Linked DNA regions of Homo sapiens: region 1 is linked to region 2. The links are chromatin loops, found by intact Hi-C in ENCODE. Cell type or tissue: chondrocyte. All regions are shown on one strand. Links, peaks and the distances in the headings refer to the core of each region. The heading gives the core; the rest is flanking DNA. Region 1 has its middle 160 kb from the start of MANEA. Region 2 overlaps LOC107986543 (a long non-coding RNA gene).

Evidence for each region. A loop is a pair of places that touch in the nucleus more often than their neighbours do. Peaks named below come from ENCODE experiments on the same cell type or tissue, not always from the same donor. Only the 100,000 strongest peaks of a DNase experiment are listed, where the experiment ranks them.
Region 1: a loop joins it to region 2, with 5 times the contacts of the local background. A loop is called at or near these places in 1 of 110 quality-filtered maps.

What each region holds. Positions count from the first base shown.
Region 1 is chr6:95,738,732-95,743,138 of GRCh38, reverse strand. No RefSeq gene overlaps it. Among named protein-coding and RNA genes, the nearest start is that of MANEA, 160 kb to the right of the region's middle. In chondrocyte, for the core only: no CTCF peak of the experiment used is centred there; no DNase peak of the experiment used is centred there.
Region 2 is chr6:95,667,901-95,672,307 of GRCh38, reverse strand. All of the region lies in intron 2 of LOC107986543 (a long non-coding RNA gene), which reads right to left. Among named protein-coding and RNA genes, the nearest start is that of MANEA, 93 kb to the right of the region's middle. In chondrocyte, for the core only: no CTCF peak of the experiment used is centred there; a DNase peak (open chromatin) is centred at 2,037.

The DNA.
Region 1 (4,407 bases), core at 75-4,074, 71 kb before region 2:
TCAAGCTCTAGGATATTCAATTACTTGGTGGCAGCTGATCATTAGATTAGATACATCCCAGCACATCACAGAGGGTGAAAAGCTTCCTCCAGAGACAAAGATGCTTTAAAGCAATTTCACATCTAATTATGTTTCCTGTAAGATTTTGTTTGTGTCTAATTTAAAATAGGATGTAATCTGCTAGAGAGAGAAAAAAAATCAAAAGATTAACATCACCTTATTATCTTGTATGAAATAGGCCTGGTCTCAGACTGATGTGAAGAAAACTATTTATAGAAAATTTTTGCTCTCTGTTATTTAAAAGAGAGGTTGCTGCTGGATAGATTATATGAGCAGATGTATTAATTTAGCATAATGTACCAGCATACCACCATAACCCCAGCAGCTAATGTCTGTAATAAAAATGTTTGCTTTATATACTGTTATACACCTAAAGAACATTCTAGTGTATGTTGTCTTGGACCATGACCTTCATAAATTCTTTATAATAAGTGGATGTAAGAGCCTGCAACATATGTGGGCCAAGTTCAATTGAATTATGATTCAAAAAGATGTTTTCATTATTTTCTTCATACTCAGCATTAGAAAGTATTATAGTAAACTTGAAAATGCATTTTTTCACACAAGTGAATCTAATTCAGGTTGTGTCCTTGTTCAGAGTTAGTTCTAGGCATTTGTAAATTTGAAAAAAGTATATTCTATTTTTGTGCCTATTAATTATTGGTTTATGTTGCAAAGGGTTTGAAAACAAGCATTGTTTCCTGTACTTATTGTTTATGCTTGTACTTTTAAATAGAAAAATGGCTTATTACCCAGAAAAACTATTCAAAAATTAGAAAAGTAGACAAGTGAACTTTTGGTACCCAATAATATACAATACTTATTTGAGACTTATTTCCCTTTGTCCTTTTAACATGTAGTCATTAAAAAAGTTTCTCTTTCCTTTGATAATAATCTATCTTTAACTGGCCTCATAGTTTTAAAACTCACTTTTAGATAATTAAAAGTTCTCTAGTCATTTTTTTTTATTTTTAATTTTTGTGGGTACATAGTAGGTGTATATGTTTATGGGGTATATGAGATATTTTTATACAGGCATATAAAGTGTAATAACCACATCAGGGTAAATGTGGTATCCATCACCTCAACCATTTATCCTTGTATTGTGTTAAAAACAACCCAATTCTACCCTTTTAGTTATCTTAAAATGTACAGTTAAATTACTATTGACCATAGTCACCCTGTTGTGCTATCAAATAATATATCTTATTCATTCTTTGCAACTATTTTTGTACCTATTAAGCATCCCCACTCACCCCGTACACTCCACCTCACCGTGCCACTACCCTTCCTAGTCTCTGGTAACCATCATTTTATTCTTTGCCTCTATGAATTCAATTGTTTTAATTTTTGGCTCTCACAAATAAGTAAGAACATGTGAAACTTATCTCTTTCTATGCATGGCTTATTTCACTTAACATAATGACCTCCAGTTCCATCCATGTTATTGCAAATGACAGGATCTCATTCTTTTTTTATAGCTGGCTAATACTGTATTGTGTATAGGTACCACATTTTCTTTCTCCATTTATCTGTTGATGGACACTTAGGTTGTTTCCAAATCTTGGCTATTGTGAATAGTGCTGCAATATACATGGGAGTGCAGATATCCTTTAGATATACTGATTCCCTTTCTTTTGGGTATAATCTAGCAGTGGGATTGGATCACATGGGAGCTCTATTTTTAGTTTTCTGAGAAATCTCCAAACTGTTCTCCATAGTGGTTGTACTAATTTCCATTCCCACTAACAGTATATGACATGGTTTGGCTCAGTGGCTCCACCCAAATCTTATCTTGAATTGTAATCCCGATTATCCCCACGTGTCTAGGGACAGAGCTGGTGAGAGGTGATTGGATCATGGGGGCGGTTTCCCCCATGCTGTTCCCATGATAGTGAGTCAGTTGTCATGAGATCTGATGGTTTTATATGGGGCTCTTCCCCCTTCGCTCCTCATTCTGCTCCCTCTCCTGCCTCAATGTGAGAAGGTCCCAGCTTGCTTCCCCTTTGCCTTTCACCATGATTGTAAGTTTCCAGAGGCCTCCCCAGCCATTTGGAACTGTGAGTCAATTAAACCTTTTTTCTTTATAAATTACTCAGTGTCTGGTATTTCTTTATAGTAGTGTGAAAATGGACTAATATAGTATAAAGGGTTTCCTTTTCTCCATTTCCTTGCCAGCATTTATCGTTGATGGATAAACTTGTTTTAGCTGGAGTGAAATGGTGTCTCATTGTAGTTTTGATTCAAATTTCTCTGATCATCAAAGATTTTTGAACACATTTTTATATGCCTGTTTGCCATTTGTATGTATTCTTTTGAAATAAGTCTAATCAGATCTTTTGCCCATTTTTAATTGTATTATGAGATTTTTTTTCCTATACAGTTGTTTGAGGTCGTTATATATTCTTTTATTATTATTATATATTCTGGTTATTAATCCCTTTTCAGATGGATAGTTTGTGAATATTTTCTCCCATTCTATATATTAAATTTTTAATATCTCAAGTCATTAAAACAAGCAATTCTCCACACTAATAAAAATGTTTGCAATAGTCAATTTATTGGTGCATTAAAAATACATCAAAAATTTCTGTTGCTTCCACAGCAAAGATTTGTTTCTTGCTCTCAAGTCTGTGGAGCAACTACAGTTCTCCTGAATTCTCCTGGGCTCAGCTGGTCTAAGCTGGATATGAGGCTTTGATTCAGTTGAAGTCTTTCTCACTTGTCTCTATCATTCTTCAGTCAGTTAGTACCCAGGACATTTGCTTCTCAAGGTAATAGCGTAAGTGCAAGACATAGAAACAAACATGCAAACATATAATTTAAAGCCCCTGATTTTATTACACTCACTATTATTACATCAGCCTCAGAAACTGACATGGCTAGATTCAGAATTAGTGAGGTGAAAAATTATTACCACAGTGAAATGAGGGAGAAGATAAAGGCAGAGTGGGAAAAAAAAGTTGTTGGAAGACAATACAACCTATCACAACATCAAATCTGATGTAAGGGCAAAATTTCTCCCTTTCTCCAGTCACTGCGCATAGTAAGTAAACTTGCAGTTTGCAGTGGAGATGGTTGGTATGGTCATTCTATTCTCATCTCTTCCACCCTGCCTCAATAACCATAATAACTCACTCGTAAGTAGAAGTAGAGATGTGACAGGAAGGAAGACATTTAAGGGAAGAGGTCAGTTAAATTTCTTGTATGAATGTTCATTGTCATAAGATGACTTTCCACTGCATGTGCCTGGCTGATGCTTAGAGATAATGTCCTGGGGTCTGTTTTTGGTATTAAACGCATTCTTCTGATTGTGCTAAAACTTTCAGACATAAACAGTACTTTTTTATTCCCATTTTAAAACATTGTGGTAAAATATACATAACATAAAGTGTACCATCTTAACCATTTTAAGTGTACAGTTCAATGGTATTAAATACACTCATAATATTGTGGAACCATCACATTTATCTATCTCCATAACTCTTTCATCTTGTAAAACTAAAACTCTATACCCATTACATAATAATCCTTTATTCCCTCATCCTCACAGCCCTTGGCAAAGGCCATTCTACTTTCTGTCTCTGTGATCTTAACTACTCATATATGTGAAATTATACAGTATTTGTCTTGTTGTGACTGGCTTATTTCACCTAGCATAATGTATTTGAGGCTCCATGTCAGGATACCATACTGTTTTTTTGCAGTGGCTGTATCATTTTACATTCCCACCAAAAGTGCACAAGAGTTCTAGTCCCTCCAAATTCTAGCCAACACTTGTTATTTTTTTTTTTTTGATGCTAGACAGCCTAATAAATGTAAGGCAAATGCAAACAAAAGCATTTGATTTTTGTGTGTTGATGTTGTATCCTGATATGTTGCTGAATTCATTTGTTAGTTCTAACAGTTTGTTGTTGTTGTAGAATCGTTAAGGTTTTCTACATCTAAGACCATATCATCTGCAAATAGATAATTTTCTTACTTTCCAATTTTGGTCTTTATATTTCTTTATTTTACCTAATTGTTCTGGCTAGCACTTTGAATACTATGTTGAATAGCAGTGCCACAAATAGACATTCTTGCTTTGTTCCTGATCCTAGAGGAAAAGCTTTAAGATTTACACCATTGAGTTTTGAATTTGCTGTAGTTTTTTTCAATATATATTTCATTATCTTGACACAGTTTTTTTTTTTAGCATTTTTTAAGTAAGGATGCTAAACTTTGTCAAATGCTTCTTCTAAATCAATTGAGATAACAATGTGAGTTTTTTCCTTCATTCTGTTAATGAGGTGTATTACATTCATGAATTTTCATATATCAAACCAATCTTTTTTTTCCAGGAATAAT
Region 2 (4,407 bases), core at 328-4,327:
AGAACAGAAATTTAAGTTTAATATACCTTCTCCCTTCAAAGGCCTGCATTTTAAAATAATCATTGTCTGTTCAGCCAATATGATAATATTTTGCTTTACTACTTACATTACTGATATTTTAGTGTTCTCTTTTTCTGTTGTTTTCCTTTAGAAACAGTAATGTCAAAAGAATGATGTGTTTGGATGATACAATGTATGTGATTGAGAAGCTTTAAAATAACGTAATTTAAAACACAAAATGGAACAGTAATTTTCATATTCGTTACAGCTTCATGTTAATACAATTCTACCCTAGATTTCTGGATCTAGAATGCTCAACGTTTGATTCTATGGGCATAATCTCAAATCACCAAAGCCTTGGATACTTTCCTATTTTATATTATTTCAGCTTTTTTTTAAATTCAATAATGTGATTATTGAACCAACTAGGAGAAAAGCACAAATAAACCATCTTTTAAAACAAAATTCTGTAAGTCTGTAAAATCCACCATGCTATACGTCAGCTTTCAGAAGCCATCAAGTACGCTAAAATCAGATTGTTTTGATCTAAGCTACAGTATTTCTACCCTTAAGAAATACAGGAATCTACTTTTCTGCCAAGTAGTGAATCTCCTTTTCTGCCAAAGAGTGATCTCCCTCCCATCTCACGTAGCAGTCGCGGAACTAAGTGTCACGTTAATGTGGGAGTGTGCACCTTCTCTTGGAAACAGTAAAAGTTACAGAGTTTTCCTGAGCACAGGTGGGGCAGTAGTAAGAACAAGCAGAAAGTGAGGAAATTTGGAAGGCTCATGAGACTCAATGATAAATGCATAAAATTACTTTGTAAATTGTAAATTATTATTGCCATATTAAATTTTCCATTTTCTTATTGCTATTGCTATTACTACTATCACGGCTACTACAGTTAATATTGAGGTTCCATAGACCGTGAATCTGAAAAGTCCTATTTGTTCATGAGAAAAGGTGTAGTACTGTGTCCGGAATTGGTGGGTTCTTGGTATCACTGAGTTAAAGAAGGAAGCCGCAGACCCTCCAGGAGAGTGTTAACAGTTCTTAAAGGCGGCACGTCCCGAGTTTGTTCCTTCTGATGTTCGGATGTGTTCGAAGTTTCTTCCTTCTGATGGGTTCTTGGTCTGGCTAGCTCAGGAGTGAAGCTGCAGACCTTCGTGGTGAGTGTTACAGCTCATAAAGGCAGTGCGGACCCAAAGAGTGAGCAGCAGCAAGATTTATTACAAACAGCGAAAGAACAAAGCTTCCACACTGCGGAAGGGGATCCCAGTGAGTTGCCACTGCTGGCTCCTGCAGCCTGCTTTTATTCCCTTATCTGTCCCCACCCACACCCTCCTGATCGGCCCATTTTACAGAGAGCTGATTGGTCTGTTTTACAGAGAGCTGATTGGTCCATTTTGACAGGGTGCTGATTGGTGCCTTTACAATCCCTGAGCTAGACACAAAAGTTCTCCAAGTCCCCACTAAGATTAGCTAGACACAGAGCACTGATTGGTGCATTTACAAACCTTGAGCTAGACACAGCATGCTGATTGGTGTATTTATAAACCTTGAGCTAGACACAGAGTGCTGACTGGTGTATTTACAATCCCTTAGCTAGACATAAAGGTTCTCCAAGTCCCCACCTTATTAGCCAGATACAGAGTGCTGATTGGTGCATTCACAAACCTTGAGCTAGACACAGAGTGCTGATTGGTGCATTTACAAACCTTGAGGCAGACACAGAGTGCTGAGTGGTGTATCTACAATCCCTTAGCTAGACATAAAAGTTCTCCAAGTCCCCACTAGACTCAGGAGCCCAGCTGGCTTCACCTAGTGGATCCTGCACCATGGCCCAGGCGGAGCTGCCCACCAGTCCCGTGCCCTGAGCCCACACTCCTCAGCCCTTGGGCCGTCGATGGGACCGGGCACCGTGGAGCAGGGGGTGGCGCTAGTCGGGGAGGCTCCGGCCGAGCAGGAGCCCATGGGGTCGGGGAGGAGTCTCAGGTATGGCAGGCTGCAGGTCCAGAGCCCAGCCCCACAGGGAGGCAGCTGAGGCCCCACGAGAATTCCAGCACAGTACCGGCAGGCAGGCACTGCTGGGGAACCCAGTGCACCCTCCACAGCTGCTGGTCTGGGTGCTAAGCTCCTCACTGCCCAGGGCTGGGGGCGTTGGATGGCTGCTCTGAGTGCCCGCTGCTGAGCCCACGCCCACTCGGAACTCGGCGCTGGCCCGCAAGCACCGTGCGCAGCCCTGGTTCCCGCCCGCGCCTCTCTGTCCACACCTCCCCACAAGCTGAGGGAGCCGGCTCCGGCCTCGGCCAGCCCAGAGAGGGGCTCCCACAGTGCAGCGGCCGGCTGTTAAGGGCTCCTCAAGCACAGCCAGAGTGGGCGCCAAGTCCAAGAAGGTGCCAAGAGCAAGCGAGGGCCGCCAGCACATTGTCACCTCTCAGTACCATGGATTGATAATAGGTTTCATGTCAAAGAGATTAATGTTTGAATTTAGGCTCTGCATTCAATATCTATGTAACTTGAGGCAAATTATTTAATTATCTGAGCCTCAGGTTTCTCATCTGTAAAGTGTGAATAAAAATTGTATCTGAGTAATTCCATTTCTGGGCATGATGGAATTACTGGTACCAAATTATTCTTCCTACAAACAACAACAACAAAAACAACAAAAACCCCCAAAAAGCTAGATAAATGGAAAACATTTATGAAGCAACTGTGTTCAGATGTTAGACAATAGATTGAGGTGGAATATTTGCCCATAAAGAAAGTAGCAAATATACGTATAATTGTGCCGGCTTTCTGCCTGGATGCACATTGCTGAGTAGAAAATAAGGAGAAGAAACACATATAAGGATGGCATTCTTGCTCAGTTAGTGACTCAGCAATCAGAGATCAGGGAAGCTAAGGTAGCTGAAGTGTACAGGGCAGAATTGAAGGGGTCAAACACAGAGAGAGACCACCAGAATTTGCGGAGAGGATTATCACTGAGCATTTAACCATAAAGCTGTCACATGTGATAAGACTCTAAGAGGCCTTGAAAACAATTATCATGGAGGTAGGAAAGCTTCCTTGAAATATTAACAAAAATTCTCACAGCTTAAAGGAGGGTGAGGCTCAGGCTTCTAATACTAGCAACTGAAAAGGCTGAAGTAGGACTACTTGAGGCCAGGGATTTTAGACCAGTCAAAGCAATATGGAAAGACCTCTTCTCTACAAAAAATTAAAAGATTAGCCAAGTGTGAGGGTTTGCACCTGTATTCCCAGCTACTTGGGAGAGTGAGGTGGGAGGATCACTCTTGAACCAGGAGGATCTCTGGGGCATTTTTGATAATGGAGTCTTTACTAAATTCATTCTTTCAGTTACTACATTCTCGAGTGTTTCCCAGGTCTAAAATAATTCAAAGTGGAAATAAGAATAAAGGAACTATAGACAACAGCTTTACAAATCTTATAATCTGGGAAGAGATAAATGAGAAACACAATTTCTATTTGTTCACATAACAGGATTTTATGAGATCCAAAAGACATAGAAAATTATAAAACAAGTGAAGGTATGCTAATTTTTTGAGAAAAATTAAGCAAACTGAAATTGGAATAAATCAGTGCAGATTTCTTACTGAGTTTAACAGTTGAGTAAGACTCTGAAAAATGAAGATGATTTCAAATGGCTGCATTCTCGATAGCAGGAACAGCAGTGAGAAGAAGGGAATGGTTGGAGAGTAGTTTTATTGAAAAAACAGTAAACAAGTTTAGAGGAAGCACTGGATAAGGCTAGGCTAGTAGGAGTAAATTGGGTTGTGAAGAAAGGTTAAGGCCAAAGAGTGACAAATCTCGACTAGCATGCTGAATCTGTATCTATCCTATCAATGACGATGAAGGGACATAACGAAATCAGTACTTTAGGGGATGAATCTGGGAGCCATACCAATAGAAACTTGGTATCTAAAGGAAATGGTGGATATTATAGTAAATCAAGTGAGAGACAAACACTATTGGTCATCCGTCTATCCATTCATTCACTTACACAACATTTATTATCTTCTTTATGTCATGCATAATGGCCAGCATTAGGAGATATGCAATTAAAAAAAGCAACTAAAAATGGAACTTTGGCTTTCCCAAATTTACTTTCTGCCAGGAAATAATGACATTAACCAAATAATTGCAAGTATGATGAGTTTCATAAATTAAAGAAACAAAGGATTCTCTGGAAGTCACAATCAGTGAAAGAGATTATGATCCTTATATTCTCCACTTCTCACCATGAATGGGCCTTCTGCTAGACCCCAAAAAAGATAAACAGAAGAAAGAGAAAAGAGAAATCATTCTTTAGTACTAGCTGGAATTTGGCCGCAATCTCCCATATAAGACTATTTTATACTAGATAGACTTTATGCAACCTAGACC